2 separate regions of the Homo sapiens genome follow, and region 1 is linked to region 2. A link is an interaction called in ENCODE POLR2A ChIA-PET data of the cell type or tissue named here. Cell type or tissue: PC-3. All regions are shown on one strand. Links, peaks and the distances in the headings refer to the core of each region. The heading gives the core; the rest is flanking DNA. Region 1 overlaps SNAPC1 (small nuclear RNA activating complex polypeptide 1). Region 2 overlaps SYT16 (synaptotagmin 16).

Region 1 (15,874 bases), core at 4,939-12,938, 62 kb before region 2:
AAACCCCGTCTCTAATAAAAATACGAAAAATTAGCCAGGCGTGGTGGCGGGCGCCTGTAATCCCAGCTACTCGGGAAGCTGAGGCAGGAGAATGGTGTGAACCCAGTGAGCCGAGATCGTGCCACTGCACTCCAGCCTGGGCAACAGAGTGAGACTTCGTCTCAAAAAAAAAAAAAAGTTTGGGTTGAAGATCAAATTCGTGATATCTCTATATCTAATCTTTAAAAATCAGAATGCTAATGCTGACGCAAATAAAATTTTCATTTATTAGCATTCATGCAGTCACAATTGTTTCCTTTGATTCCTTTGACTTCAAATATATTTGGTCATAGAGGGGGCAGTTTTCATAATGTAGACATTAGGTGGAGCATCTTGGATTTAAACATTCTAGGGTTGGGGTGTAGATCCATTATTGGCCCCACTTGATATACTAGGTTGTTTGCCAGAACTTGTCTGACTGTTAAAAGTTTATAGACATTGTACAGCTAACACACTGAGTTGCCCTCTCTTTTTTCATAACTGTACTTATAAAATACATGCTATTGTTTCACTTGTACCTCAAGATGGTTAGTGCCCTGCCCCCATTCACAAAGTTAGTAAGTCATGCTTCTGAGTTATAAACACAGGGCTCAGTCTTATAATTTCAGTTTTTTTAAATAAGCCAACACGTGGAAATCCAGAAAGATACTTTTTTAACTATAAGCAGTAAAACTCCACTTCAAAATGGCTTAAACGAGAAGGAAAATTTATTAAAATCAGGTGAGTTCCAACAAAGGCTGGCTCTGGCTTATATAGTACATCAGTTCCGTGATGGCTTCATATACCTAGGTTTCCGTTTTTTCCTTTTTTTTTTTTTTTTTTTTTTTTTTTTTTGAGACGGTTTTGCTCTGTCACCCAGGCTGGAGAGCAGTGATGTGATCCTGGTTCACTGCAGCCTCAATCTCCTGAGATCAAGCTATCTTGCCACCTCAGCCTCTTGAGTAGCTGAGTCTACAGGTGTGTGACCACATGCTTGGCTAATTTTTTTTTTTTTTTTTTTTGATACAGAGTCTCCCTCTGTCACCCAGGATGGAGTGCAGTGACATGATCCTGGCTCACTGCAACCTCCGCCTCCCGGGTTCAAGCGATTCTTCTGTCTCAGCCTCCCGAGTAGCTGGGATTACAGGCATGCATTACCATGCCCGGCTTTTATATTTTTAGTAGAGATGGGGTTTCACTATGTTGGCCAGGCTGGTCTCAAACTCCTGACTTCAAGCGATCTACCTGCCTTGGCCTCCCAAAGTGCTGGGATTACAGGAGTGCACCACCGCACCCGGCCGCAATAGTGAGTTTTTCATGAGTATATGTTGAAGATAAGGTATGAATCAGTTGATAGACTTGCTTTAAATATGAAATTGAAGTTCATTGAACAGAGTTCAATCTGTGTTTTACAGTGAGTTTTCAAAATTAAAGTATGAAGTCCAAATACTAGTTATCTATTAAGCTACTTATATTGCCAACTTAATTATAATAGCTGTACCAAGTGATAAAGGCATGATTTCAGTATTAAATATTTGCTGAATTAATATTTTGTGGGAGAAGAAGGGTCGTGGCAGTGTATATAAACATACACTGTGTTTTAAAATCATACCACTCCCAGAAATCCCCGTATATGAAAGTGTTGTTCAAAGTAGATAATTAGAATTAGAGTAGTATTAATGTTATATACCAGGTTTATTTGGGGTATCTTAAAACCCATGAATAAAAAGTGGAGTCATAAGGAAAATGCAGCTTGTATGGATGCTTAATTAGGGGAATATTTTTCACTTTGGAAGTAAAGTATCCTAATTTCTTCAGAAGAAAACTACCCTGGGAATATGCAGTTCTCTATGAGAAATCATAGTGTCATCTTTGTTTTTTTTTTGTAGTACTATTATGAGTTTATGTTGTAAGCACATCCAAGATCCCATCTGGGTTTATAACCCCTTTGTCTTAATAACTCAAAGTTTTCCTAACTGTGAGTGGATATATTCAATGAGGAGAAACATTCCCAGTCTCTTTAATACCCAATTAAAGTGATTGTTCCCTGAGACAGACACAGTTGTACCATTTGCAAGCAAAAGGAAAGACAATGAACAAACTTTTGAGCAAAGGCTTTGTCTTATATAGGGATTTTTCAGAACAGCGATTTATTAGGGAACTACGTTAAAAACTTTAAAGTGCTACAAAACTATTTTACTGACTTGTTCAAAAATATTAAGAACTGCAGAGTGCTTTGGAAATGGAAATGCAAAGATATAAACGCTAAACTTCAAAATAATTACAGCTAAAAAGTAAGCTTTTAAAAAGTACTTGGATGCCAAGGAAACCAAAGTAATTGTGTGGTGACTTTTGAAGCGGCTTTTTAAAGTTATAATAATTGAAAGCTTATGTGTTTACACAGATCTTCAGATTGATATGAGACCAAGCTCTCATGGCTTGACAACTGAAGGAGACCCAGGTTTCTTTTTTTTAACTTGAATTGGCTACAATACATATTTTATTTCCAATAACCTATTTTGGTTATGACAAAAGATTTACACATGTATATAGAGATAAAATATCTTTAATTGCGGTATCTTTAAAAATGAGCTTTATGGGCTGGAAATTACTTTCATTTTGATGTAAAGAGCCCAGGAAAATAAGCATAATTACTAATGCCTTCCTAACTTACCCTTGATTCTTGAATTCTAGTTTAAAGAATGCTTGCTTTTTAAATGCCATTGAGCAAACTCTGTGGGTGCTTAAGTATTCACGTTTTCATTTTGAACACGTTTTCATTTCATCTTTTGAACAACTATAGAGTAATTTTCATTGCACATTTTTCTTATTCCCTTTATGAAAGTAAATGTCAAAGCCTCGACTTCGGGTTGTATAATTTTTTTTATGTGGTATTTTTTATGCCTGACTTATTTATTTTAATGTGCTGTATATTGCAGGTCTGAATTTTTCTTTTTATGATGAATTCGGGCTGCGTCCTTTAAGTTACAAGGAACAAAGTCACATTGACATTATCTTAAATGCTGGAGGCTTATTTTAATACTTGATCAGAGGCACAACTTCTTGGAGAGCTGGAAAAAAAATGTAGTGAACACCAGCAGCTTAGACGGCTGGGCTGAGTCCTTGCTTTTGAAGTGGATGTCTATTGCCCTGTAGTTACAATGTGCATCCTCTTATTCATGTGCTCTCCAGCTTCCCTGCCCACTTTCCCCTTTGCTACTTCTCTTGTTCTCTATAGTCCCTGAAAGAGGATCAGATTGATTCTATTAGTTATAATCCAAAATAGAGCTCCCTGATAGGGTGCAGATTATTCTGGCTACTGGCCTCCTTTTTTTTTTTTTTTTTTTTTTTTGAGATGGAGTTTCGTTCTTTCACCCAGTCTGGAGTGAAGAGCCGCAATCTTGGATCACTGCAACCTCCACCCCCCAGGTTCAAGTGATTCTCCTGCCTCAGCCTCCCAAGTAGCTGGGACTACAGGTATGTGCCACCACGCCCGGCTAATTTTTTTTTTTGTATTTTTAATAGAGACGGGGTTTCACCATGTTGGCCAGGCTGGTCCCAAACTCTTGACCTCAGGATCTACTCCTCTTGGCCTCCCCAAGTGCTAGGATTACAGGTGTGAGCCACCACACCCAGCCCCGCCTCCCTCCCCCACTTTTTTTGAGACAGAGTCTTGCTCTGTGGCCCAGGCTGGAGTGCAGTGGTGCCATCTCGGCTCACTGCAACCTCCACCTCCTGTGCTCAAGCAATTCTCCTGCCTCAACCTCCTGAATAGCTAGGATTACAGATGCGCACCACCACACCTGGCTAATTTTTGTATTTTTAGTAGAGATGGGGTTTCACCATGTTAGCCAGGCTGGTCTTGAACTCCTGACCTCAAGTGATCCGCCTGCCTTGGCCTCCCAAAGTGCTGGGATTACAGGTGTGAGCCACCACACCCGGCCTGGCCTCCCTTATGTCCAACTGAAAGGATGATGCCCCTTAACTAGGACATAGATCCCTGATACAATCAATTGTGGACAGTATAGAAGGGTCGTATACCTCAGGACAGGGCAAATTATGGGGAAGGACCCAACTCTGTCAGCTTTCTGCAGAAGGGGTTGTGAGTAGGGCAAGCCTGTAACATTTCATGGATTTGTCATTCTATTCATGGATTTGATGGAAATGATAATGATGGCAAACACAGTCGTAAATATTTTAACTTCATAATGTAAACAAGTAATGGCAAAAATGTTCACTTGGCTGGACATGGTGGCTAATGCCTGTAATCCCAGCACTTTGGGAGTCTGAGGCAGGTGGATCACCTGAGGTCCGGAGTTCAAGACCAGCCTGGCCAACATGGTGAAACCCTATCTGTACTAAAAACACAAAAATTAGCCGTGTGTGATGGCACGTGCATGTAGTCCCAGCTACTTGGGAGGCTGAAGTGGGAGAATCACTTGAACCAGGAGGTGGAGGCTGCAGTGAGCCAAGATTGCACCACTGCACTCCAGCCTGGGGGACAGAGTGAGACTTTATCTCAAAAAAAAAAAGAGAAAAGAAAAAAAAAAGTTCAGTTGATGCAGCATTGCACAGTGGAAGAGTATCAGACAGCGTGGATTTGCTCTGAGATTACAATCTGCATATGAGACGTAATAAAATCTACCTGTAAGTTAGGGATGGATATATCCCATTTTATCCTCTTCCATCCTTTGAGATATTGTCATCATATTTTACTGCTATGATATAAACCCCATCATACAGTTATATTCTTACTTTAAATAAAGGAAAAAATAGGAGAAAAAGCTGTTACATTTACCCACATGGGAACCTTATCCACTGCTCTTCATTCCTTCATGCAAATCTATGCTTTCACCTGGGACAATTTTCCCTCAGCCTGGAGACATTCTTTTAATTTATTGAAGCTTAGTTCTGTTGGAGATCAATTCTATCAGATTTTGTTTTTCTGAGTCTTTATTTAACCATTTTTGAAGGATATTTTTCCTGGATTTGAATTCTAGGTAGACACCTCTTTTCTTTCATCACGTTAAGGATTGTTGCATGTCTTCAGCCTTCATTGTTTCTGATGAGAAGTTTTCATTCTTACCCATTTTTTGGTATATAACACGCCCTTTTTCTCTGGCCACTTTTAAGTTTTTTTTTTTTTTTTTTTTTACTTTATTTTCAGCCATTTGCATGATGTGCCTAGTGCAGTTAATTTTTCCAGTATATTGTATATGTTTTTCTGTACTGGTCTCACTTGCTTCTCTTTCTAGGACTCCAATTACATGTCTGTTAACTGCTTAATACTGTCCCAAATGTTATTGTGGCTTCCTCCCACACCCCCAGTAATTTTTCTCTCCGTGCTTCAGATTGAATGATTTGACTTGTCTTCAAGTTCATGAATTATTTCTTCTTTTGTATTCAATCTGCTGTTAATCCCATTCAATAACTTTAATTTTAGATGTAGTATTTTTCAGTTCTAACATTTCTCCTTGGTTCTTCTTCATGGTTTTCATATCTGCACTGAAATGTCCCATTTCTTCACCAATTATAACATTTTTTGCTGTAGGTTTATACTATTTTATAGATACTATAAATTTATACTGTAGGTGCTATAAGTTTAGCAAATTTAGCTACCTTGAAGTGTTTGCTAGTTTCAACATTGGGGGCATCAGTATGTCTGTTTCCCCCAAAGAGTATATCTGTTTTTATTGACCGATTTATTTTTTTATTGACTGTGGTTTACATTTTCATGTTTCTTTCCCTGTCTACTAATATTTTATTGTATGATAATACATGTTAGGGACTCTGAATTCTATCACCTTCCTCTAAAGAGTGTTGAGTTTTGTTCTATAAGGCAGTTAAGTTATGACAGAGCATCTTATACTTAAAGGGGCTTGATTGTAGGCTTTGTCAGGGTGGATCTATTCAGCTTGATCCTTAGTTTTAGGGCAAATCCCTTAGTCCTGGAAGTGGTCCCTAAATCTAAGGTGTGGGCTTTTTGAAGTTTAATGGAAACCGTGAAGTGTTTGCCACATCACTCTATTCTTGCAAGACTTGAACTTTGAACTCAGGAGACCTTTGGGTGGTCAGCTGCTGAAATACCCACTCGGGACTTTCAGATTTCTAGCTCTTTGCCCTAGAATCATGGGGGTTTTTGCCTTGCTTGCAGCCAAAGATCTGAGGGGATTTTATACACAGATTTTGGAGTTTCTATGATTGCTCCTTTTAGGGATTTCCCATCTTGACTTCTAACCACTCTGACAGCCCAAACTCCATTCTCTGACTCCTCAGATAGGTAAGACTATGACATTCTGCCTGAGTCCTACCTGCCCAGTGCCATGGACAGGGGAGTGCACTCAGGTAAAGTTGTATAAACATGCATATCTCCTTTACAGCATTGAATCCCTTACAGTTGCTATCACGGAAAGTAATCATTAGGTGACATCCCCCTATTTACCCTGAAGTTACTGAACCATCTTCCCTGGATTTGTGCAGGGTGTCTCCTAATTTACGAAGATTCCAATTAGATTGGGAGTATGACTTAACTCATTTAAGTCACCCAAATGCTATTTGATCATAATTTAGTGTCTTGTTAACCTAATGGCTTGAAATAAATTGACGCACTTCTGAAAATAGGGTAAAAATCCCTGATTTTTCAAGGAGGCTAATCTTCCGTAAATGCTAAGCACTATAGAATCAATTATGTTATTAATTTGCTCTTGGTTGCAAGCTACAAAGCTTGATCAGGCTAATTACAGATTATGCTCTGAGGAAAATATTTTTATATGCACTATTTTTTTCTTGCAGGCACTTTAATATGAGGTTTTAAAAAACCTTACTTAAGACAAATAAAAAAGAAAACCTTCATGTAATTACTTTACCTGCAGGCTAATTTTTAAATACTTCAACACCGTAACAATTAAATGGGCTATGTTAGCTTCAGTTGACAACATTTATTTATTTATTTATTTGCAATGAGACCTCATAATATCCACCAGGCTGGTCTCGAACTCCTGGGCTCAAGAGATCCTCTTGTCTTAGCCTCCCAAATAGCTGGGCCTACAGGTGCCAGCCATTCTGCCTAGCTAGTTGATCACTTTTAGGGAAGGCAACACCCACAAGATTTGTTGGACCTGAACTTCTTATGGTGTGTCTGATTTTAAATGAAATGAATTTTGCTAAAGTCTCACAAATGGTTAACTCTTCTGCCTTTATTACATGTTTTAAATAGTTGATTTATCTCTTAGTTTCTTGCAGCATAATTGGTATATTGCTTCTCTTGCTAACATGTCATTTTACTGTAGGTGGTTAACTGAATGTATTCTCTCTGTAAATTTCAACAAGTTGCTCATAAAATTTTCCCAGCAGAAACTTTTTGTTTCGTATTTAAAAACTGAATACACTGTCCTTTATTTAGAGAGTGTATGTTTGGAAAATCATCCTGTTTATTTGTAAATAAAGATGAACCAGCCAGTCACAAGATATAGTTTGTCTTGTTACCACTTAAAAAAATCCCTTATATTTACAAATATAATTCATTCACAAAACTACCCTTGATAGAATTAGGACTAAATTGCTTTATAATGTTTCTGGATCTCCATAATTGAGACTGAATTTCCTCAGAAAAGAAAATGAAGAATATAGAGTGACTCCTCAGGGTTGTCAAGTCAGAATCACCTTGTTCTTTGGTGGATTTAAATATGTTTTCTGATATAAAGTTTTAACAAAATGAGGAGACTATCTCTAGCAATTTGTACAGGCTAGATGACTACAGGAAATGAAACCAGGCAGGTGTAGCCTACTAGGAAGGCCTCGTTTGGCCTGAAACTTGTGGTGCCAAGAGGAGATAAGTCCTGGCCTGGTCAATAGCTCCATCCATTTAGTTTTTAATTTTTACTTTTTTTGTTCTGTATCTGAGAGTTTATTTATATCTGTCTAGATACGTTTTATATTTTCTTGTTCTTTGATTAGCTTTTCAGTTTCATATTTTATTTCTTCAAATATTTCAAGCATAATTAATTTACATCCTGTATATTAATTTCAGTATCTGCAATTCAACCAGTCAGTCTATTATTTGTTGTTTTGCTGATTCTCACTCTTGGTGATTTGTATCCTTGTTGTATTTGGTGGTGATCTTTATTTGGAGCTCAAATTTTCTTATACTGAATCCTGTGGATTTAATTTGGGATGCTCTCCTTTAGAGAGGATTTATGTTTGATTCTGCTATGAGCCAAGAATACTATTGTTCTGATACCTCTAAAGTCCTTTGAGTCCTTGGAATCTTAGGTTACACTCCAAGTTTGATCTTTTGATTTCAGGAATTATTAGATGAACTCTGCTTCATTGGTTTCTACTCCACTTGCTTAATATCCTACTGCCTCTTGCTCTGGTTTCAGCTAATTGTTTTGTTTTTCTCCTTGGAGATTCTGCTACTTTCTGGTGAGCACAGGAATGCATTAACCTTTTTCTTTAGTAGTATATTCAGGAGGGATGAGAAGGCCCTTTGAAAATATCTGTCTGTCATCCTGCCAGAAGTGGAAAGTCCTAGTGGGTATTAATTTATCAGAAGAAGAAACAAAGGCACAAAGATGGCATGTAGTATGCTTAAGATCACAGAGCTGGTGAGTAGTGAGGCTGTTATTGGAAGCCATGTGGTCTGGCTCCAGAGCCTACGATTTTAACCACCACACACGAGTCTGAACCTCAGTGGATATTGTATAAGTATTGCAAAGAATACATTCATGTAGAGCCCTCATGAATGTGATTAGTGCCCTTATAAAAGAGGCCCCAGAGAGACCCCTTACCCCTTCCACCGTGTGAGGTGACAGGGAGGAATGGACCCTTGCTGGGCACTGAATCTGCCAGCTACTTGATCTTGGACTTCCCAGCCTCCAGAACTGTGAGAAATAAATTTATGTTGCTTACCAGCACCCAGTTTACTGCGTTTTATTATAGCAGCCCAAAGAGACTAAGACAGTTAGTAAATGAGGACTTAATTATAGAGAACTGTGACCAGTTCACTATCTTCATGGAGGATAAAAAGAAGGATAAGAAGACTTTCAAAATAGATATCTTTAATTAGATATGAGTAAGATATTTTAAAAGTTTGTTAACACTAAATTTGTTTCCTAGTGGCTACTTGTCAGCATTTAGTGGCTCTTCATTGTAGATAGAGAAAACTGAAGCAGAAACTCCTAGGTGTGAAATTCCAGGTCTCCAGGCAGTTTTATTATTCTGTAACCAGCTGCTGCTACCTGAGCTAGGTAAGTATTAGATGTATTAGGATGTATTAGAAACACCCGGCTAGCTCATGTGCGGATTACAGTGTCCCATTGCTGGCTTCAGATCCAGTAAGTGTTGGTTAGGGGCTAAAAATCTGCATTTTTAACAATTTTCCAGGTGATTCTGGGCTGGGTAATCTGAGGCTTATACTTGGTGAAAGCTGGCCTAGGCTTGTCTTTGGCAAAAATGGAGATTTATGATAATGCATTCCTGGGTCCCTGTTCTCTCTCTCGTCCAAGCATACTTAACCCCAGGGTGAGTGTGTCTTGCTTGAGACTGTTAGTGTTATTTCCATAACTGTGTACTTTTTGGGCTATTTTTTGAATGACTGCTAAAAAGTCCTTTTTTTTTTCTTTCCCCCAAGACAGAGTCTTGCTCTGTCACCCACACTGGACTGCAGTGGCGCAATCTTGGTTCACTGCAACCTCCACCTTCTGGGTTCCAGCAATTCTCCTGCCTCAGCCTCCCATGTAGCTGGGACTACAGGCACACACCACAATGCCTGGCTAATTTTTGTATTTTTAGTAGAGATGGGGTTTCCCCATGTTGACCAAGCTGTCTCGAACTCCTGACCCTCAAGTGATCCTCCCGCCTTGGCCTCCCAAAGTGCTGGGATTACAGGCGTGATCCACTGTGCTCAGCCTAAAAAGTACTTTTTAAAAATAGGCTTTATTTAGTGACAATAAAAATATCAATAGAGTATTCACACATATGGCTTTGAACAGTACAGCCATCCGTTTGACCTACTTGTCTGCCTAGTCTACAGACTCTTATTTTTCCCTGAAACTGGTTATTCCCACACTTAATTCTACTTGTAAATTTCTACCTCATAGATTCCTTAACTACTCGCCTTGCCTGTACGTGTTCAGACAGCATAGGGACAACTTGGAGTGGGAGACAGGCAACCATAAGCCAGTGGTTTTCTGGGTTTAGGTCACTGAATTTCTCCAGTCATTGTTGGAAATTTAACCATCAAACCTAGGCCCTGCCTTCCACCTTCCAGACCAGAATTCTACCTGAGTGGCCCTGTCTTACTTCTGTTCATTCTCCATATGACTTGCAAGGATTAAATCAGAACGTAATCCTATTTATTATCTAATGGCTATTTTTAAGATCCTATAATTTTTATTACCATATTCTATGTCATATTTGAATGTTCTGAAGTTCTTGAGTTCAGAGGCTTAGGAAATATACAGAGATACTATTGCAAAGAGATATAGACACCTAATGAAACTCAAAGATAAGTTCTATAAAAACAATTAAAAAATGCCTCTCCTTTGGTGTCAGATAAAATGCTCAGTAGCTTGCAGGCCACACGCACAGCTAAAATAATTTTTCCATTTCCACCTACGGCAACAAAGAAAAAGCAATAGCTATTTCAACCAGAAATAGTCTCCACGGTGACACAGACCCACTCAGCATGTGGCTGCAGCCCTTCACCCTGCCTTGCTCTCATTTCTTGTTTATAGCCGGAGTGTTGATATAGTCAGCAGGATGCGGTCATCAGCCAAGGGTCAGAGGGCCTATACAGTAACTTCTGTGCAGTTGTATAAAAGGTCTTTGTCCTACCTTATTCTGGAAATTAACTTAAGCAATGTGAATGGTGACATCTGAATTACAATTATGGCAAATAAGTCAGAAGAGCCCTGCAAGAATCATAAATTATCTTTGCTGAAGTTTTTTTTTTTTTGTTTGTTTGTTTTGGTTTTTTTTTTTGAGAGGGAGTCTTGCTCTGTCACCAGGCTGGAGTGCAGTGGCATGATCTCAGCTCACTGCAATCTCTGACTCCCTGGTTCGAACAATTCTCCTGCCTGCCTCAGCTTCCCGAGTAGCTGCGATTACAGGCACGTGCCACCACGCCCAGCTAATTTTTGTATTTTTAGTACAGACAAGGTTTCACCATGTTGGCAAGGCTGGTCTTGAACTCCTGACCTCGTGATCCGCCTGCCTCGGCCTCCCAAAGTGCTGGGATTATAGGCTTGAGCCACCGTGCCTGGCCAGCTAAAACATTTTTAATGCAATTGTTCAGTCTTGCCCTTTCTCTGTCCCAATCTCTATTATGTATATACAGTCCCAAGAGCTAACATTCACCCAGACCACCTGAGCCTGTCCTCCTACCCTTCATCTTCAAGGTTTCCAGGCCCTGGGCATTCTCCTCAGCATTCTCCCTCTTCACTCCTGCTGTGGCTTCACTCATTTCTTCCAACCCCCTGAGCCCTATGGCTGGCTATTTTGGGGACACAGTAACCCAGAATTCAATTTCCATTTGCTTCCACTACCTGCTTCCAAATGGCTGCCTTGCCTTCTGCACTTCTGAGGTCTAATTCCAGGAGGGCCCCCACTGCTGGCCGGAAGTCCTTCTCTTCTATTCATCCCTTTCATTTCCTCTTCCTAATAGAGACATCTTAAAACCTCTTCCATGCTCCTAAATCCTCAAATCCACCTCTTCCACTTCCTTCTTGGCAACTAAGCTCAGGTCCTATATTGTAGAGAAACTTGAGACCACATCGCATGCCTGAGCTCCCTCAACCTCCCTCTTCATAAAATCCTTTTGCATCATAACATTCTCTTTCTCTACTTATGTTTCTGAGACTGAAAATGGTTCGTTTATCAAAGATGAAATTCTCTGCCTGTCCTGGCCATGCTGCCACTAACACCTGTTCCTACCTTTCTTTGCATTTTATTTTTGAGACAGAGTTTCCCTCTGTTACCCAGGCTGGAGTGCAATGGTGTGATCTCGGCTCACTGTAACCTCCGCCTCCCAGGTTCAAGCGATTCTCCTGCCTCAGCCTCCCAAGTAGCTGGGATTACAGGCTCCTGCCACCACGCCTGGCTAATTTTTGTAGTTTTAGTAGAGATGAGGTTTCACCATGTTGGCCAGGGTGGTCTCGAACTCCTGATCTCAGGTGATCTGCCCTCCTTGGCCTCCCAAATTGCTGGGATCACAGGTGTGAGCCACCACGCCTGGCCTTTTCTTTGCATTTTAGATCTTTCCTCTCTAGTGGCTCTTTCCTCTTGCTTCATAAGTGTACTGAAGAAATCCTAGCTTGCTATGGAGTTATGCATTTTTCATTCCTGTTACATAATTTCACGTATCATATGGGTCTCCCCATCTCTAACTAAACTTTACTATCTCCGGCCTTAGGTGTGGAGGCAACCAAAAGATCCAAAATCTTGGCTTTTGAATTTCAAAGGTGAAGGTCCAAATGTAAGACACAGAGATTTGCAAGAAAGCAGGATGTTTCAAGAGTGAGTTTTCCAGCCTGTTAGGAGATAGGTTTCCTTAGCCATGGAGAGGGGAAGGGACATAAAGGACAGCAGTGAGGCAAGAGTCTGCCGAGGGTATACGAAGACGATGGCAGACACTGACGGTGGGCCAGGCAGTCATTCCCACCCCCTTCTTCCTTGTTGGCAGAATCCACTTTGTGCCATAAACGCTGAAAATAACAGATGCTTGCGTTCCCAGCCTCCAGTGCCACCAGAATGGTGGAGAAGGCCTTTGAGGGCTTTTACAAAGATTTCTTTCTCTGATAAAAAGAAAGAGACGAGGCTGGGCGCGGTGGCTCACGCCTGTAACCCCAGCACTTTGGGAGGCTGAGGTGGGTGGATTACTTGAGGTCAGGAGATTGAGACCGTCCTGGCCAACATGGTGAAACCCTGTCTCTACTAAAAATACAAAAATTAGCTGGGCATGGTGGTGGAAGCCTGTAATCCCAGCTACTCGGGAGGCTGAGGCAGGAGAATCACTTAAACCCGGGAGGCTGAGGTTACAGTGAGCCAAGATCACACCACTGCACTCCAGCCTGGGAGACAGAGTGAGACTCTGTCTCAAATTAAAAAAAAAAAGAAAAAAGAAAAAAAAAGAGTGAGAATGACAAGGAGGAATATCCCCCTCTCCTACCAGATTTGGGAGATTTTGTGCTGCAGCAGCCTTACTGCCGAGGAGGAAAGTGGGGAGTCCAAGTTCTTATGGGCGTTGTGGAGATGCTAAATCAACCACGGGTGGATCCCTTGATATATAACAAGGTGTGTTATTGTTTAAGCCACCTTATGCAGTTACATGGGGCTGAAAACATCCAATACCCCTTCTTAGAAAAGCATCCCATTGTCATGCATTGGCTGGGAGGTGGTAGAACTTCCAGATAGGCTGGGGAAATTGAGCCATAAGGGGACCTTTGTCTCATGTCACATTAAATGTCTTGCTTGGTGGTCCATCATGCAGAGCTCCCCTCCACCACATAGTAAGGGAATGGTAAGAAAGAAATGGTTGTTTGGCTTGTTAGAAAAGGCCTGAGACTCCACAGATCTCACTGTTTTCTTAGAATGGAATGGGTGAGTAGCCAAACTTGTCCTCTCCAGAGCAACAGGAAAGTCAAGGAGAAAAAGTCAGACCTGAAGGGGCTTTGGTGTGGAGGAGAAGACAGAGTGGTGGCTGCCACCCACACTCATGGCTGTGGAGGTCTGACGAGCTCTGAGGTCCAGACAGAAGAGGTACCTCCCAAAAGGGACAGATGGGGCCTGATACCTCTTACCATCCCTGATGCTACCCAACCTGTCCTTCCAAACATGGATGCAACCCCAAGAAAAAATGGGGAAGGAAAACTCTGAATTGCCTGAGAAAAGCCTGAATCGATGTTTACCTTGAACTGAGTAAAATCAAACTCCCTAACAATGGGTCTAATAGGGGCTTGGGCCAGAAAGTTAATTTGGTTATAGAAAAGTGAAAATTTATTCTTTTATATATTAAATACTTGAATATGTGTACAGAAATCTATCTTAAAGCAAAACAAAACAAAAAACCCATCTTATCTTGATCCTGCTCTCTTCCAAAGCTCTCCATCCTCTTTCATTCCTTCACCATTAAACTTTTTAAGAGAATTATCTATGCTTGGGGCCTCCGCCTCTATGAAATCTACTTGTTCATTAACCCCTTCTCATCTGACATCTGGTGCTATGCAAACCTGCTATCCAACAGGTCCATTATTCAGAAATCATTTATTGAACATATCCTTTGAATTGTCATTTTTTTTCCTTTTTCTCATTTGGAAAAGCCAGTTTGATTAATGCATAAGGAGCCTCACACATGTTCCACTGACCCTTCAATTGAATCCAAGCCCAACCCACCCTTTTTGCCCTCACACCAGCTTAACCTCCTGGTTTGTGAGCTCCAAACAGGTTGAAGACTCCAGGGTCATGTTTAATTCTTTTTTCCTTTAACCTCCTGGTTTGTGAGCTCCAAACAGGTTAAAGACTCCAGGGTCATGTTTAATTCTTTTTTCCTTTTCCCCATCCAACCCACTTCCAGAGTGTTGGCTTTTGGGTCTACTGCAGATGGTTGTTGTGAAAGACAAATGAACCAGGTCTCTGTGGTTCTTAACTAGAAGTCTGCTTCAGAATCACCTGTGTTAAAACAAATAAAGGCTAAACACAATTTAAAAAAAGGACACCCCTAAGTGCTACTCTAGGTGGACTGAATCAGAATGTGGAGCCTGATCAGAATATTCTCTCCCTCATCGTGCTCTGTGAACTGACCAGAGAGGACTCCTGTGTTGTTCTCTGGCAGTTTTCTGTCTGCCTAGCCACGTGGGAGCTAGTGGATAGGCAGACGGGAGCCTTGCTCCTGAGTCTTCTCAGCATCCAGCCCGGGGCTGATTGGGTTGAATGTGCATCTCCAAATGCATCAAATGGATTGTATCTTTGTATTTTTATTTTATTTTATTTTTAAGACAGGGTCTCATTCTGTCACCCAGGCTGGAGTGCAGTAGTATGATCTCAGCTCACTGCGGCCTTCACCTCCCAGCCTCAAGTGATCTTCCCCCTCAGCCTACTGAGTAGCTGGGACCACAGGCATGCACCACCAGCCTGGCTAATTTTTGTTTTATTTTTTCTAGAGACAGGGTCTCACTATGTTGCCCAGGCTTGTCTCAAACTCTTGGGCTCAAGCTATCCACCTGCCTAGACCTCTCAAAGTGCTAGGATTACAGGCGTGAACCCGGCCCTTTTTTCTTCTTTTAAAAACTAGGGACAGGGTCTTGCTCTTTCACCCAGGCTGGAGTGCAGTGGTGCAATCATAGTTTACTGCAGACTTGAACTCCCGGGCTAAAGTGATTCTCCTACTTTGGCCTCCCAAAGTGTTGGGATTACAGGCTTAAGCCACCATGCCTGGGCGAAATGTATTGTATCTTTAAGAAGTATCTAGCCTGCCATGTAATTTAGGGGATGTGTTTGAGCCATTTGATCCTTCACATGATGGATCTGGTGGTGGAGACGGGGGTTTCTAATGTACAACTGTCCCCTAATATATTAGGTTGGTGCAAAAGTAATGGCAGAATAATCCAATAATCCATCAGAAATTGGTTTTTGGACTTCAAGAAGATGTATACAACATCATTCTGAACTGACAGCCTCAGTTCAGAGCCCTCCTGAACCACAATGGCCTGTGAGGCACAAGACTCCGGCTCACTCATTCGGCCTGGTCCACTTACTTACTCTAGCGTCCATCCCTAGTCAGTGGCAGGGCTGTAGTTGGCTATGATCATGTATCAGTTGCTCATCCAGTGGACGTCCAATCAGTTAGTTGGCCATTCAT
Region 2 (15,874 bases), core at 3,036-11,035:
GATTCCTAGCTCAAGTGCTCACAGGAAGATGAAGGCATCTGGGAAGTGTGGGGAGGACATTGGCACACTTGGGGCTCCAAGCGAACTATATTATAATAAGCAGCAACACATTGACTCCCTAAAGACTAACATAAATCCATTTGAAGGCATCTTAAGGTTCTAAGGTTGAAATAATTTTATAATTCTTTGTTTGGAAAAGTACATTCAAAAGAAAACAAAAAGATGTGGATAAGGTCGGGGACATATAAAACAAGTCCCTAAATAGATGACAGACCTTGTCCATATACCCACATACAGTTGCCACAGAAATAAACAGTACCCTTCTCCTCAATTAGGCTCAATAGTTGTCTTTTCCACTGTGGTTCAGTACGTTTTAATGGTTCCACCTTGAAATAGGTAACAATCTTTGGAAAAAGTCACTCTAGGTTGCACAAAGGTTTTATGTTTACAGTTTGGTACAAGTAACAAAGCTACTTTGAAAGAACTGCTTCTTTCCAAACAACAACAACAACAACAACAAACCATTCTAGCCTGTATTTGTTTGGGTGTGATTTATTTTTAGTTTTCATTTTTTGCAAAGCAGCACAGAAGCAATTATAGGAGTGTAGTAATAACCTTTGTAAACATCATTTGCATATCAGTAAGAACTGATTGTCTTTCATTCCTTTTTAGTGAAAGAGGAAGCAAGATGATCAACTCAGAGTGAATAAGGTGGGGAGGTGCTGGCAATTTGAGATTTGTCATCTAGGACTGCAGTGCACAAAGTGGCCAGTTGGGGAGCCCTTGGTTACTGACTTGCCAGGAGATGAGTACAGAAAGTGAGAGCAAGCTTTTAGAAACTGTTATAGCACTTGACATTGCTGTAACATTTTTATTGTATTTTTAAAAAGTATTGGTCTATAATAGATTGGAAATAAAAACATCTAGTCCTCACAGCAGATAGTTTAAGAGGCACTGGGCCAAGAGAATGGGAGAAAATGGAGTAGGGAAAAGTAGAAAGATTGCTGCACTACATTGAGGATCCACCTGAGGCTTGAGGCCATGAATTTCATGTGAGGCCATTCGATTCAAGAGTGTTTTTCTCCAGCCTTGTTTAGCTATGTTGATACAGGCAGTGTTGGATTTTACCAGGGTGTGGTTTTGCTAAGTGGGCCTAATGCAGTGGGAAGATGCAAGTGTTGAGGAAGTATTCAAGTGAGGTGTACGGAGACTGACCATGGCATTTTAAGCTGGGGGAAGAAGAAAGCAATCGGAGGAGGGTGAGAGGCAGTGACGAAAGTGGTAGGATGGATGGAATCTAGGACCAGGAAGAATCAAGTTGGCTGGAGTTGGAATGTAGGACCAGCAAGGAGTGAACTAGAAGTATGGAAGGTGGTGATCAGAGAGTGGGATTTCTGATAATGAGATTCATCACAATACTGCTCACCAACTGGGAGGGAATCTGAATTAATTATTTTGTATATATCCAGTGGACTATTTTGTAGCCATTAGAGCTCATGTTGTCATTCTATTTCTTTATGGGCACAGAAATGTTCAGGATATCTTAAGTGAAAAAAGCTTACCAATTTGCAAAATTAAGTGGCAAAATTTACTAATTTTTTTTGGTAAAAATATAAACATTTTAATGCACAGAAGTCTTAACTGTGGTAGTATCTGGATGGTTGAATCACAGATGCCTTTTACTTTCTTTCGGATAATCTCCTTTTTGTTTTCGAGACAGGGTCTCCCTCTGTTGCCCAGGCTGGAGTGCAGTGCAAACATGACTCACTACAGCCTTGATCTCTTGGGCTCAGGCTCTTGCTTCAGCCCCCCACGTAGCTGGGACCACAGGCACGTGCCACCATGCCTGGCTTATTTTTATATTTTTTGTAGAAAGGGGGTTTTGGCATGTTGCCCAGGCTGGTCTCGAATTCCTGGGCTCAAGCAATCTGCCCACATTGGCCTCCCAACGTGCTGGGATTACAGGTATGGGCCACCATGCCCAGCCTGTTTGATAGAATTCTTACATAGGCATATTTTAGAGATACTGGGGATTCAGTTCCAGCCTATTGCAATAAAGCAAGTATCTCAATAAAGTGAGTCACACAAATGTTTTGGTTTCCTAGTGCATATAAAAGTTACGTTTACACCATGCTATAGTTTATTAAGTATACAATAGCATCATATCCAAAAAAATACCTACCTTAATGAAATATACTTTATTGCTAAAAAAATACTGGCACAGAGTCACAAAGTGAGCACATACTTTGGAAAAATAGTGCTGACAGACTTGCTTGATGTAGGGTTGCTACAAACTTTCAATTTGTAAAAAAAACACACACAATATCTGCAAATCACAATAAAATGAAGCGCAATAAAGTGAGTTATGTGTGCTTTATTGTTATATTCTTATAGCTTTATGAAAGTATAATTTGCATGCAAAAATTCACCAGTTTTAAGTGTACCATCCTATAACTTTTGACAAGTGTGTAGTTTTGAAACTACCACCACATTCATCTTGTAGAACATTTCTCTCATGCCAAAAAATTTCCCTTGTCGCCCATTGCAGTCAGTCTCCTCTCCCACCTCCCGGACCCTGGAAACCAGTGATCTGCTTTCCATCATGATAGTTTTGTCTTCTCTAAAATTTTATATAGATGGGATCATATCATATGTCATCCTTTGTGTCTGGCTTCTTTCACTTAACATAATGCTTTGGAGATTCATCATTGTTCTTGTGTGCATCAATGTTTATTCCCTTTTAAAAAGTAGACATATTTTAGAGTAGTTTTAGGTTCACACTAAAATTGAAGGGGAGGTGCAGGGATTTCCCACCCATGCCCTGCCCCTACACATGCACAGCCTTCTTCACTATCAGCATCTCCCACTAGACTGATACATTTGTTAACACTGAGGAACCTACCCTGGCATATCATCATCATCCAGAGTCCATTAAGGTTCACTCTTGGTGTTGTACATTCTCTGAGTTTGGACAAATGTATAGTGACATGTATTCATTATAGTATCATACAGAGTAGTTTCACTGCCCTAAACATTTTCTGTGCTCTGTCCATTCGTCCTTCTACCCTTTCTAACCCCTGGCAATTACTGATATTTTTACTGTCTCCACAGTTTTTGTCTTTTCCATAATGTCATATGGTTGGAATCATACAGGATATAACCTTTTCAGATTGACTTCTTTCACTTTGTAATATGCATTTAAATTTCCTCCATGGCTTGTCATGGGTTGATAGCTTATTTCTTTTTAGCACCGAATAATGTTCTATTGTCTAGATTCACCACAGTTTGTTTATCCATTTACCTATTGAGGGACATCTTGGTTGCTTCCAAGTTTTGGCAATTATGAGTAAAGCTGCTATAAACATTCATGTGCAGTTTTTTGTGTGGACATATATTTTCACGTCCTTTGGGTAAATCCTAAGGAGAATGACTGCTGGATCATATGGTAAAAGTGTGTTTAGTTTGTTAAGAAACTTCCAAACCGTCTTCCAAAGTGGTTGTACCATTTTGCATTCCCACCAGCAGTGAATGAGAGTTCCTGTTGTTCCGCAACCTCTCCAGCATTTGGTGTTGCCAGTGTTCTGGATTTTGGCTATTCTTATACATGGTATCTCATTGTTTTAATTTACCTTTCCCTGACAACATATAATCTGGAACATCTTTTTACATGTTTATTTGCCATCTGCGCATCTTCTTTGGTGAGGTGTTTGTAAAGCTCTTTGGCCCATTTTTCAATCAGGTTGTTTGTGTTCTTACTGTTGAATTTTAAGAGTTCTTTGTATATTTTGGATAACAGTTCTTTATCAGATAGTGTTTTGCAAATATCTTATTCCAGTCTGTGGCATATGTTCTCATTCACTTGACTTTCTCTTTCACAGAGCGGAAAGATTTAATTTTAATAAAGTCCAACTTATCAATTCTTTCTTTTGTGGATTGTGCCTTTGCTGCCGCATGTAAAAAATCATCACCAAATCCAGATCATCCAGATTTTCTCCTATGTTATCTTCTAGGGGTTTTGTAGTTTAGTGTTTTACATTTAAGGCTGTGATCCATTTTGAGTTAATTTTTGTGAAGGGTGAAATGTCTGTCTAGATTCATTTTTTTTTTGCATATCAATGCCCAGTTGTTCCAGCACCAGTCGTGGAAAAGATTATCTTTGCTCCATTGTATTGCCTTTGCTCCTTTGTCAAAAATCAGTTGACTGTATGTATGTGGGTCTAATTCTTGGCCCTCTGTTTTATTCTATTGATCGATTTATTCTTTCACCAATGCTACATTGTCTGTAGTTTTATAGCACGTCTTGAAGTTGGGTAGTATCAGTCCTCCAACTTTGTTCTTCTTCAATACTGCATGGACTATTCTGGTAATTTGTTCTGTTTTATGTGGAGGAATATACTTTTGTATGAATAGACCACAATTTGTTTATCCATTCACCAATTGGTAGACTTGGGGTTGTTTCAAATTTTCCACTATTATGAATAAAACTATTACGACCCAGGAGGAGGTACTCCCCTTACAGGCTGACGTTGTCCAACGTGAGGAGGAATTGAATTCCCTGAAGCAGAAGCTGGCAGCGGCCCTTTTGGCGGAGCAGGAACCGCAGCCAGAACGACTGGTTTCGGTGTTGCAGCTGCCGCGGAAGGCCGCTGTGTTCCAAGATGAGATTCTGCGCTCTAGCCGGCAGTTAGTGCTGCCCGAGCTGGGCGTGCACAGACACGTGCTAGTCGTGGGCTGCGGTGGGCTCCGCTGTCCACTGGCGCAGTACTTGGCAGCGGCCAGCGTGGGCCGCCTTGGCCTTGTGGATTATGATGTGGTAGAGATGAGCAACCTGGCCTACCAAGTGCTGCATGGCGAGGCACTGGCTGCACAGGCCAAGGCCGCTTCGGCCGCCGCCTCGCTGCGCGGCCTCAATTTGGCGGTGGAATGAGTGCGGTACTCTCAGGCCCTTTTATGCCGGTCCCTACCCTAGACCCGCTCCGCCGATATGATGTGGTGGCGACTGCTCGGACAACGTGTCCACTCGCTACCTGGTTAATGACGCATGTGGCTGGCCGGTTGGGCCCTAGTGTCTGCCAGCGCCTGGAGGGCTAAATCACAGTCTACCATTATGACGGTGGGCCTTGCTATCGCTGCATATTCTCCCAGCCACCCCCGGCGGAGACAGTGACCAACTGCGCGGATGGCGGGATGCTCCGTGTCTTAACCGGGGTCCTGGGCTGCCTGCAGGCCTTGAAAGTGCTGAAAATTGCTGCGAGTCTGGGCCCCTCTTACAGTGGCAGCCTGTTGCTCTTTGATGCCCTGAGAGGGCATTTCTGCTGTATTCGGCTGCGGAGCTGCAGGCTCGACTGTGCAGCTTGCGGGAAATGGCCCACTGTGACTCATCTGCTGGACTATGAAGCCTTCTGTGGCTCCTCAGCCACCGATAAATGCCGCTCCCTGCAGTTACTGGGCCCAGAGGATCGTGTTTCTGTCACTGACTATAAGCGACTTCTGGATTCTGGGGCACCCCATCTGTTGCTGGACATCAGGCCTAAGATGGAGGTGAGCATCTGTCTTTTGCCTCATGCCCTACACATCCCTCTGAACGCAGGGATGCGGAGAGCCTGAAGCTCTTAGGAGAAGCAGTCCGGAAAGGGAAACAGGGCACACAAGAAGGGGCTGCTCTCCTCATTTATGTGATTTACAAACTGGGAAATGAATCACAGAAAGCCGTGAAGATCCTCCAGGCCTCATCAGCAGCTCAAGAGTTAGACTATTTAACAGTTTGGAATATTGTGGGGGACCTCATGGCCTGGGCTGCCCAAAACGGTGGAACATTTCCACAGTACTAAGGTGACTGGTATAGTCTGATGGGAAAGATGTGGATTGCCGTAATACCGCAAAGATATATTTATTTGCATTTTTCAGTAATATACATAGGAGCTGGAGATTCTACAGTATCTGTGAATACATGGACTCCTTTTTTATAAAGAGTTTTAAAAATTGTTATATATTGGGTGACTTATTAATGGATTATACTGTTTCTGGGAATCATCATTTTTTTTCAGCACATGGAGGGTGTCTTGAACATGTGAGATGTAATGTGACAGGATTTTGTATTTAAGCTGCAGATCATTTACCTGTCCTTATTTTCCACCTCCCCCAGTCAAAATGCTTTCTAAATCATTTTATATCTGGAATTAAGGTGCAGTAAACTTAGTCTTACGAAATTGATCACAGATTATATACTTAGGATCAGTTTACTGTTTACTTAAGAAATTATTGGATCTTATTAATATTTCAGATGATAGAATACATCCTACAGAAATACATGTTTAAAATGTAAGTTGTTTTAATTATTCAGAAAGTGGGTCATTCTATTTGGCATTTTGAATTAGTATCAAAATGAGATCTTTAAAGTTTACCAAAATAAAGGAAACCACCTTTGTAGTCTGAAAAAAAAAACTATTATGAATACTCGTGTATAAGTATTTGTGTGGATACATGCTTTAATTTTTCTTGGGTAAATACCTAGGAGTTGACTTGCTGGGGCTGGGTTATATGGTAGATGGGTACACATTTAGCTCTACAAAAAATTGCCAAAAAAGGAAGAGGAGGGTGGGGGAGAAAGGAAAAAATAATTGCCAAAATGTTTTCCATAGTGGCTGTACCATTTTGTATTCTCCCTAGCAATGTATGACATTTCCAGTTGCTTTACATCTTCTATTATACTTGATATCATCAATTTATTTTTATTTTTGTCATTCTCATGGTTATAACAAGGTATCTCATGTTGGTTTTAATTTGCATTTTTCCAATGACTAATGATGTTGACCATCTTCTCATATGCTTATTTGCCATCTATACCTATTCTTTGGTAATATATGTGTTCAAATCTTTTGTTCATTTAAAAATTATGTTTGTCTTATTATTGCATTATGAGGGTTCTTTAGTGTGCATACAAGTTCTTTGTCAGATATGTATTTTGCAAATACTCTCCTGTAGTCTGTGGCTTGCCTTTTAGTTTTTCTAACAGCATGCTTTAAAGAGTAAAAATTTTAAATTTTGATAAAATCCAATTATTTTTTCTTTTATATTTAGTGCCTTCTGTGTTCTACAGAAGAAATCTTTGCCTAATCCAAAGTCAAAAGAATTTTCTCCAATGTTTTTTCCTAGAAGTTTTATAGTTTTAGATGTTACATTTAGATCTGTGATGCATTTTATATTTTTGCTTATGTTGTGAGCTAAGGGTCTAGGCTCATTTTTTTTTTCATATGCACATGTAATTATTTTAATAGCACTTGTTGAGATTATCCTTTCCCGGTTGCATTATCTAGGCATTTTTCCTGAAAAGTATTTATATATGTTTGAGATTATTTCTGGAGTCTCTCTTCTCTTTCATTGTTCTATGTGTCTATCTTTATGCTAATATCATACTGCTTTGATTACTGTAGCTTTATATATAATAAGTGTTGAAATCAGGTAGTGTAAATCTTTTTCTTTTTCATTTTTTCAATCCTGTTTTGGGTAATCTAGGTCATTTTATTTCCATGTCAATTTTAGAATTAACTCATCATTTTCTGTGAATAAATTCTTCCTGGATTTTCTTGTTTGTACGTTAAAATTTGTTGAGAAAAAGAAATAAATGGCATATAGGTTGAAAAGGAGGAAGTAAAACCCTTTATTTGCTGATTTAACCTCACGGTGACTCATTTTCTCATGCGGTTTGTGAGAATTTTGCTAGTTTGTCTTCAGTGAATTTCCCCTGTAGCCAACGTCTAGAAGACCCATATGCTCTGAACTATGAATTGGAATCTACATAAAAGCTACGAGAATTAATAAATGAGTCTAACAAGATGCAAGGGAAAATATACAAAAATTGTTTTTCTATATACTAGCAATTAACTTAAAACAATATTATTTACAATGAAAATACATTACTATTTACAATAAAAAACAATACTATTTACATCAGCATAAGAAATATGACAGACTTAGGAAGTGATTTAACAAGTTTGTACTGTTGAATAGGATGACCTTGCTCCCAGTCTTGGGGGAAAGCATTTAGTCTTTTACCATTAAGTCTGCTGTTGCTTGTAGATTTTTCAAAGATGCTCTTTATGAAGTTGAGGCAGTTTCCTTCTATTCCTAGTTTGCTGAAAGTTTTGATCAAAAATAGATGTTGAATTTTGCCAAGTGCTTTTTCTGCATCTGTAGAGAAGATCATATGGTTTTCTTTAACTAGTCTGTTAATATGTTGAATTACATTGAGTTTTGAATGTTGAATCAGTCTTGTATTATTGGGATAAACTCCACTTGTTCTTATGTATTACCTCTTTTAGGTTGGGTTTCTTTGGATAACATTTTAAGAGTTTTGTGTGTCTATATTCTTGTTCATGAAAAATATTGGTCTAAATTTTCTTTCCCTAAAGTAGAGAGTAGAATAATAGTTGCCAGAGTCTGGGAAGGGTAGTCTGGGAAGGATTTAAAGAGATGTTCTTTCTCTCTTTTCTGAGAATGGTGTCTTCTCTCTTTTTTTAATCTTAATCAGTGTGATTAGAGGTTTATCAATTTTATTGTTTTTTCCAAAGAAATAACATTTGGTTTAGATTTTTTTGTTATTTAAAAAAATTTTATTTCCTTAATTTTTGCTTTCATCTGCTTATTATTACCTTTCATCTGCTTACTTTGTTATATTTTGCTCTTATTTGTCAGATTTCTTAAAATGGAAGCATTGATTTTAAATATTTGTATTTTTATAATATAAGCACTACTTTTGCTGCATTGCATTCATTTTGGTATATTTTGTCTTCATTTTTATTCATTTCAAAAAATTTTTAAATTTCCCTTTTGACTTCTTTTAATCATGGGATATTTATAAGTATGTTCTTTAGTTTCCAAATATTTGGGGGAACTGTCTAGAAACCTTTTTATTATTGATTTCTTATTTAACTCTCTTTCAATAACATTTGTATGAGATGATTCCTTTTAAATGTGTTAAGACTTGTTTTGTTGCCCAGATTATGGTCTGGGTAAATGTCCCATGTTCACTTTATAAGAATATTTTGTTTTTGTTGGTTGTTCTATAAATGCTGATTAATTTTATTGATAGTGTTTTTCTAGTGTTTTATATCCTTACTGAATTTCTGTCTACTTTTTCTATCAATTATTGAGGTTCTGGTATTAAAATATCCAACAATGCTTATGAATTAGTCTGTACATTTATCCTTCTAATTCCATCAGCATTTGCTTCATGCATTTTGAAGTTTTTTATTATCTGAATAAACATTCAAGATTTCTATGTACTCCTGATGACTTGATCCCTTTATGATTATGAAATGATCCTTTTCTTTGGTAATATTTTATTGTGAAATTTAACCTTAGTATAGCCACTCAGCTTTATTTCGGTTAGTTTTAGTGTGGTTTATCTTTTTTCTATCTTTTTTACTTGTAATAATTCTGTCTTTTTACTTAAAGAGTATTTCCTGCAGATAGCATACATAGTTGAGTATTGTCCTTTTATCCAATTTTATAGTCTGTTTTTTAGTTGGTGAGTTTAGACATTTCCATTTAAGGTTGGATTTAAACCTACCATTTTATTATTTGTTTTCTATTTGTCTTACCGTCTTTATTCTTTTTGCTTTGTTTCTACCTTCTTTTGGATTAAATGAAAATTTATTAATATTATATTTTAGGTTTTTTTGGCTTATTAGCTCTATCTTTTTTGTTGTTTAATGGTTGCTCTAGAGTTTACAGTATAACTTTTAAATTTATCAACATCTACTTTCAAATAATATTACAGTGATTTCCACATATTTTAAGAAACTTAAAATTGTATAGTTCTATTTCTCTTGGTCTTTGTGTTGTTGTCATACATTTTACTGCCACATATGTTATACACCCAACTGCTGTGGACTGAATGTTTGTATCCCTCCACAACTCACCTATTGAAGCCTAATGCCCAATGTGATGGCATTTGTAGGTGAAAGCTTTGGGAGATAGTTAGGTCAAGAGAATGGATCCCTCATGAATGAGATTAGGGTCCTTATAATAAGAGACATGAGAGAGTTTTCTTTCCCTTTTTTTGTTCTCTGCCATGTGAGGTTATGAAGAGAAGATGGCTATCTGCAAACCTGGGAGCAGGCTCTAACCAGACACTACATCTTCCAGTGCCTTGAACTTGGACTTCCCTCCCCACAGAACTGTGAGAAATAAATATTTGTTGTTTAAACCACCCAATCTGCTAATTTGTTATAGAAGCCCAAATTGACCAAGATACACAACAATATGTTATTATCTTTGCTTTAGAAGTTATCTTCTAAGTATATTAAAAATAAGAAAAAATTTATATCTAGTCACTCTTTTACCATTTCTGATGCTCTTCATCCCTTTGTGTAGATACAAATTTCCATCTGGTATTATTTGCCTTTTACTGAAGGACTTCCTTTACTATGTGCAATGATGCTCATGATATATTCTTTTAGATTTTGCATGTCTGAAAAAGTATTTACTTTCATTTTTGAAGGATATTTTTGCTAGATATAGACTTCTAGTTTGCCAGCTATTTTGTTCATTGCTTTAAATACGTTGTTCCACTGTCTTCTGACTTGCATTGTTTCTGATGAGAAATATATTGTCATTCTCATTGCTGTTCCTTTGTATGTAATGTGATATCTTTTTTTTTTCTTGCCTGCTTTTCAGTTTTTCTTTGTCACTGTTTTTTTAGATACCTGATGATGATGTACTTTAGTTTGGTGTTCTTATTGTTTCTGCTTGGGGTTTACCAAACTCCTTGGATATGTAGGTTTATAATTTTCTTCATATTGGTAAACTTTTTTGGCCAATTGTTTCTTCAAATATTTTTGCTACACTTCTTTTCTCTGAAACTCCAGTTATATGTATGGTAGGCCACATGATGTTATCTTCTTTTGAGTTTCTTTTCTTAAAAGTCTTTTTACTCTGTGTGTTTTATTTTGTCTAGGTTTTATTGCAATGTCTTCATGTCCCTAAATCTTCTACAATAACTAATCTGTTAATCTCATCAGTGTATTTTTCATCTCAGTTATTATATTATTCATCTCCATAAATTTGACCTATGTCTCTTTTTATCTTCCATTTCTGTTCTCAATATGCCTTTGTGGAGTACATTTATAATAGCCGTTTTAACTACCTTGCCTAATAATTCTATAATCTCTGTCATTACTGGGTCTGTTTCTAGTTATTGAATCCCTCCCACTCCCACTCCCCATTTTTCTTTTTTGCCTGCCTGGTAATTTTTGGTTGGATGTTAGATATTGTGAATTTTATATTGTTGGACGGTGGTTCATTTTATTTCTTTAAGTATTTTTGGCTATGTTCTGGAAGGCAGTTAAGCCAGCTTGACTTCATCTAGTTTTGTTGAAACTTGCTTTTAAACCTTTTTAGATGGGTATAAATCATCCGATAATCTACTGCTAATTTGGCCCTACTAATGAGGCAATCAACCTTTAAGTATTCCACTTTATACTCTATATATTAGTATTTTTTGCCCACTGGCTAGTGACAATGTAAATTATTCCCAGCTTTTTATGAGCTCTAGGGATTTTTTGATTGTACCTTTCTGGTGGTTCTTTTCCTGGTCTTGTTAGTTTCTTAATACACATGTGCTGATCTGTACTCAAAGACTCAAAGGAAATCCTGTCTGTGAATGTCTCTTCTGCAGTGCTTTACCCCACAAATTCTAGTCACTGTGGCTTCCCCAAACTCCACCCTGCTTCTATTCAACTCAGCAAGACTCTGTTCTGGGTCTGTTTGGGCTCCCCTTCCCTGTCCCGTGACCTGCTCTCCAGGCAGTGAGCTGGAGCACCCACAGGGATCACTTCATTCATTTATTCTTTCTCTCAGGGATCACCATTTAGTGTTGCCTGCTTTCCTGCATCTTTAAAAACCATTATTTTATATATTTTGTCCAGTGTTGTGGTTGTTTAAGGCAGAAAGATAAATTTAATCCCTATTACTATATTATGATCAGAGCTGGATTCCTTAACTTTTTCACATGAAATTACAATAATTATAAAAACAATACCGCATTATAGACAATATATTAAATGATATAAAATGCCCTTCTATAAAGTGTTGTCATAGCACATTTTCTTTCAGTAGTTTTTGTCCTCTATGAAGTTTTTAGGCAATATTGTTGGTAAAATGAGACTTTGGAGTTGCTTGACCCTACAATTTATTATCACTGTTCCATTTTTAATTCTTTTTTATTTTGGGAATATTATCTTCTTTAAGACTCATTTTCTTACCAGTAAAATGTGTGGGTAATTGTACCTTCCTTGCAATATTGTAGCAGGGATTGAAAATAAAATATGAAGTATTCAATAAATAGTAGTTATCAATAGTTTCAATTACACTATGTATGCAGCTTCATACCTTGATTTTAAAACAATTATAAACATTTGCTATATTGTCTTATAGCATTGATTGATGCATAATGAATGGCCCAATGCATACTCATAAACTCTTCCCTTATTTTTGTTTATTTCTTTGTAAATACATATTTTTAATTGATATATAATAGATGTACCTATTTTTAGAGTACATATATAATGTTTTGATACTTTCATATAATGTGTAAAGATCAAGTCAGGGTAATTGGGATATCAATCCTCTTAAATATTTATCTTTTTTTAATGTTAGGTCTTCCCTTATTTTTGGATATCTGGTTTATTTATAATTTTCTCCCTTAATATACCATCATACCTGGGGCTGTCTTATCTAAATTTAAAAGTTCTTAATACAGCCAATTTGAAGATAAGTCTTGATTTGAAACATGTTTGAGATCTTCCTGCATTAGTTCACATGAATTTAACTGGATCTCAGCAGCTTCAACTCTTCATTGTGCTTTTCCTGCCCCTTCCTGTTTCTTCTCAAGAGAAGACAATTTCTTGCTCATTATTTTCTGTGGTAACTGAGAAGAGGAACTGAGTAGAAAGGTGTTGGGCTGCTAAGACCCAGGGCACATCCCATATAGAATTCTTTCTACTCTGTTTTGTGCTTTGGGGAATACAGACGTTGGTTCAGCTGCCCTCATCACAGCTCATGGCTTCTCTTGTTTTATTCTCTTTCAGGGCAGGGAGTTAGCTCTTGTCTGGATGCCTAATTCAATCTCTATTGACTATGTTTAGTTTTGCATAAATTGTTTACACATTGGTAAAAATAATTCATTAATCTTTTCTGGTAAACAGTTACAATGACAATAATTTGATTTTGAGTAGAATACAGATGAGACTCATATTAAAACGTTGTATTCATAGGTAGGATGTATCCAAAAGCAATTTCATTAGCCTTATCTGTTTGTTTTTTTCATGAAAGGCAATCATTTGTTAAAGAGGGTTCAATGTTTTACTGAGAATGGGCCAACTAAAATATTGATTATAGATAGATCCTTCCTGGGAAAAGAGGACCCATGAGTTATAAAAACCTGTGAAATTTAAGTATATGATCTCAAATAGTCCCTAATGTTTGCTATTGCAAGCTTGGAGAGTCCTTGGTTGAAAAAGCATAATTCTTTCCCCGAAAGAGTTATAGGCTTTTCCCATTATCTGAAGAGAAACCACCATGTCACAGCCAATCAGGAATGAAATGGGATGAGAGGATGGATAGGCATTTTTTCCTGGTTCATCTCAGGCCTCTTTCTGTCATGCTGGGTTTGCCTCGCTTCTCCTTAACAAACCGTCTTTCCTTTTTCTCCTACTGTCTTTCCACCAGAGCCCTGGCTGCCACTGGCCCCTTCCTTCGTACTTACTGCCTATGCCCATTGGCCACAGAGCTTGATGTTGTTCAGAATATTCACCTGAAAATGAATCTCTTTTGTGAATAACATTTATTCATAGCCTAACTTTGATGCATTTTTAAAAAATCATTTTCTCACATGAGTAGGGGAGGTACAAAGTGAGCAAAGTGGGAAGAGAATCCATGTGTAATACCCCAAGGGTGAATATTCACAGGAGTGCTAAAATGTCCCTAATTAATGAACCATTTCCTATTCTGACCAGTAATCTAAGCTATCCATCATCATATAAAAAACAGAACTACATGTTATGATAGCCAAAAGTAGGATGATGTCTTCCTCTACCCTGTGGTCTTTTAGGAAACCATAACTGATGGCAGTTCTTTCTAGAGGTATTAAAACGGGATGGTGGGCCTTTTAAAATTTTCGTATGTATTGTGAAATGTTGGATATGTTTAGTGAGGAGTTGTCAGTGTTTTAAGTAAAGGAGAATATATTCTGCCTTCAGTAATTGCATTAATACTCAGAATAATTAATACTCAGAAAAATACTCAGATTAATACTCAGAAATACTCAGAAAAATGTGATGACCAATTTTGGAGGTGAATTTGGGGGTAAGAGCTGCTGATGGCACCAGCGTTATAGAGGATGGTGAATATGAACTGTGAACTCTAGTTGCATAGAATTTTGCAAAACAATTTTGTTCCTATTGACAAGGGACAGTCCCTTTCAAAGACATTACTGTGGAACTCTATTAAGTGCAGGAGAGGAAAGTGTGACCTGGAAATACAGTTGACCCTTGAACAATGTGGGCTTGGACTGTGTGGATCCACTCACATGTGGATGTTTTCCTACCAGACAGCATTTGCGGGATGTGAATGCCACATATCTGGAGGGCCGACTTTTTGTATGAGTGGGTTCCACAGGGCCTACTGCAGGACTTGAGTGTATGTGGATTTTTTTATATGAGGGGGTGATGGTTCCTAGAACAAATCCCTTGTGTATACCGAGGAACAACTGTACATACACAATATATTTTTATATCAGACAAGGTACAGAGAATATTTCTTTCTTGTGTCATCACACGTTTGTGCCCAGGTATTACAGTGCTTCAAAGATAAGTCTTCATACCTTTAATTTATATTTGAAAAAAAGTTAGAGTCCATCCAGATGAGACTCTTTGGGACCATAAAGTAGACAATTTTCTCTGTAGTATCCAAACTGAAAGCCTAAATGGCTCTTGTATTAAATAGGCTAGTTTTATAGAATTTAACATTTTCAGAGCCAATGCAGCAAGATTTTTTTTTTTTTTTTTTACATGTTCTAACACTTTGCACATAAGAAATTTTCCATTTGGTGTGAGGCATGTGCCAAATGATGGAATGTATTGCCACGTTAGAGTCTGGTTATTCTAAATATAAAATTAAAAGGAAAAGTAGGGAGATGAGCTCCAGAAAATGGAAAGAAAACACACTGAATTTTTTCTCTTTGGGGAGAGTTTTATTCTGGGGACATTGGAATAGTTACCTGAGCATTCAAAACTTTGCTATGCAAAGTGCAGTTGTGGATCAGTAACCTGCCTGGGAGCTTGTTAGAGCTGTGGAATTTTAGGCGTACTAAATCAGTCTACATTTTGGCACAATTGCCATGAGATTCATAAGCAGATTACAGTTTGAGAAGCATTGCTCAAAATTGATAAGGGCTGCTCTGTGCATCACCTGATATCAGTGTTATGGCTTTAGAGTATAGATGTAATGCTTCTTGATCCTTGGGGAATATTCTTATACAAAAAGGGCTGTGTCAACCTGTATCTCCCTTCTGTGACTTTGACCTTTCTATGTTTGGTTACATTCCTAGTTGGAAGTGAGGAATCAGGGAATCTTTGGGAATTAGAGAAATTTATGTGGATTGGGTGTACATAAAATAAAGACCGAAAACTCAAGAATTAGGAAAGAGATGGACAATTTTGAAGGGTAACGAAAACTTCAAGGATATTATTGGTTTTCATGTGGTTAAAACATTAAAATTTTTTTTCTCATGTAAGGTTTTTGGTTGTGGCAATAAACACCAGTGCTGGTTGATTTAAGCAGCAAATGAATTGTTTAAAAGATGCTGCTTGGT

The links. Peaks named below come from ENCODE experiments on the same cell type or tissue, not always from the same donor. Only the 100,000 strongest peaks of a DNase experiment are listed, where the experiment ranks them.
Region 1: POLR2A ChIA-PET joins it to region 2 with 11 read pairs; 2 of 35 experiments call an interaction of 5 or more read pairs at or near these places.

The regions. Positions count from the first base shown.
Region 1 is chr14:61,796,156-61,812,029 of GRCh38, forward strand. SNAPC1 (small nuclear RNA activating complex polypeptide 1) reads left to right here. Exons shown (of 10, transcript NM_003082.4): 10 at 1-273. Among named protein-coding and RNA genes, the nearest start is that of SYT16, 8.6 kb to the right of the region's middle. In PC-3, for the core only: no CTCF peak of the experiment used is centred there; no DNase peak of the experiment used is centred there.
Region 2 is chr14:61,859,718-61,875,591 of GRCh38, forward strand. The region is part of intron 1 of SYT16 (synaptotagmin 16); the gene reads left to right. It also overlaps the pseudogene MOCS3P1. Among named protein-coding and RNA genes, the nearest start is that of SYT16, 55 kb to the left of the region's middle. In PC-3, for the core only: no CTCF peak of the experiment used is centred there; a DNase peak (open chromatin) is centred at 7,714; H3K27ac peaks cover 1,526 bases.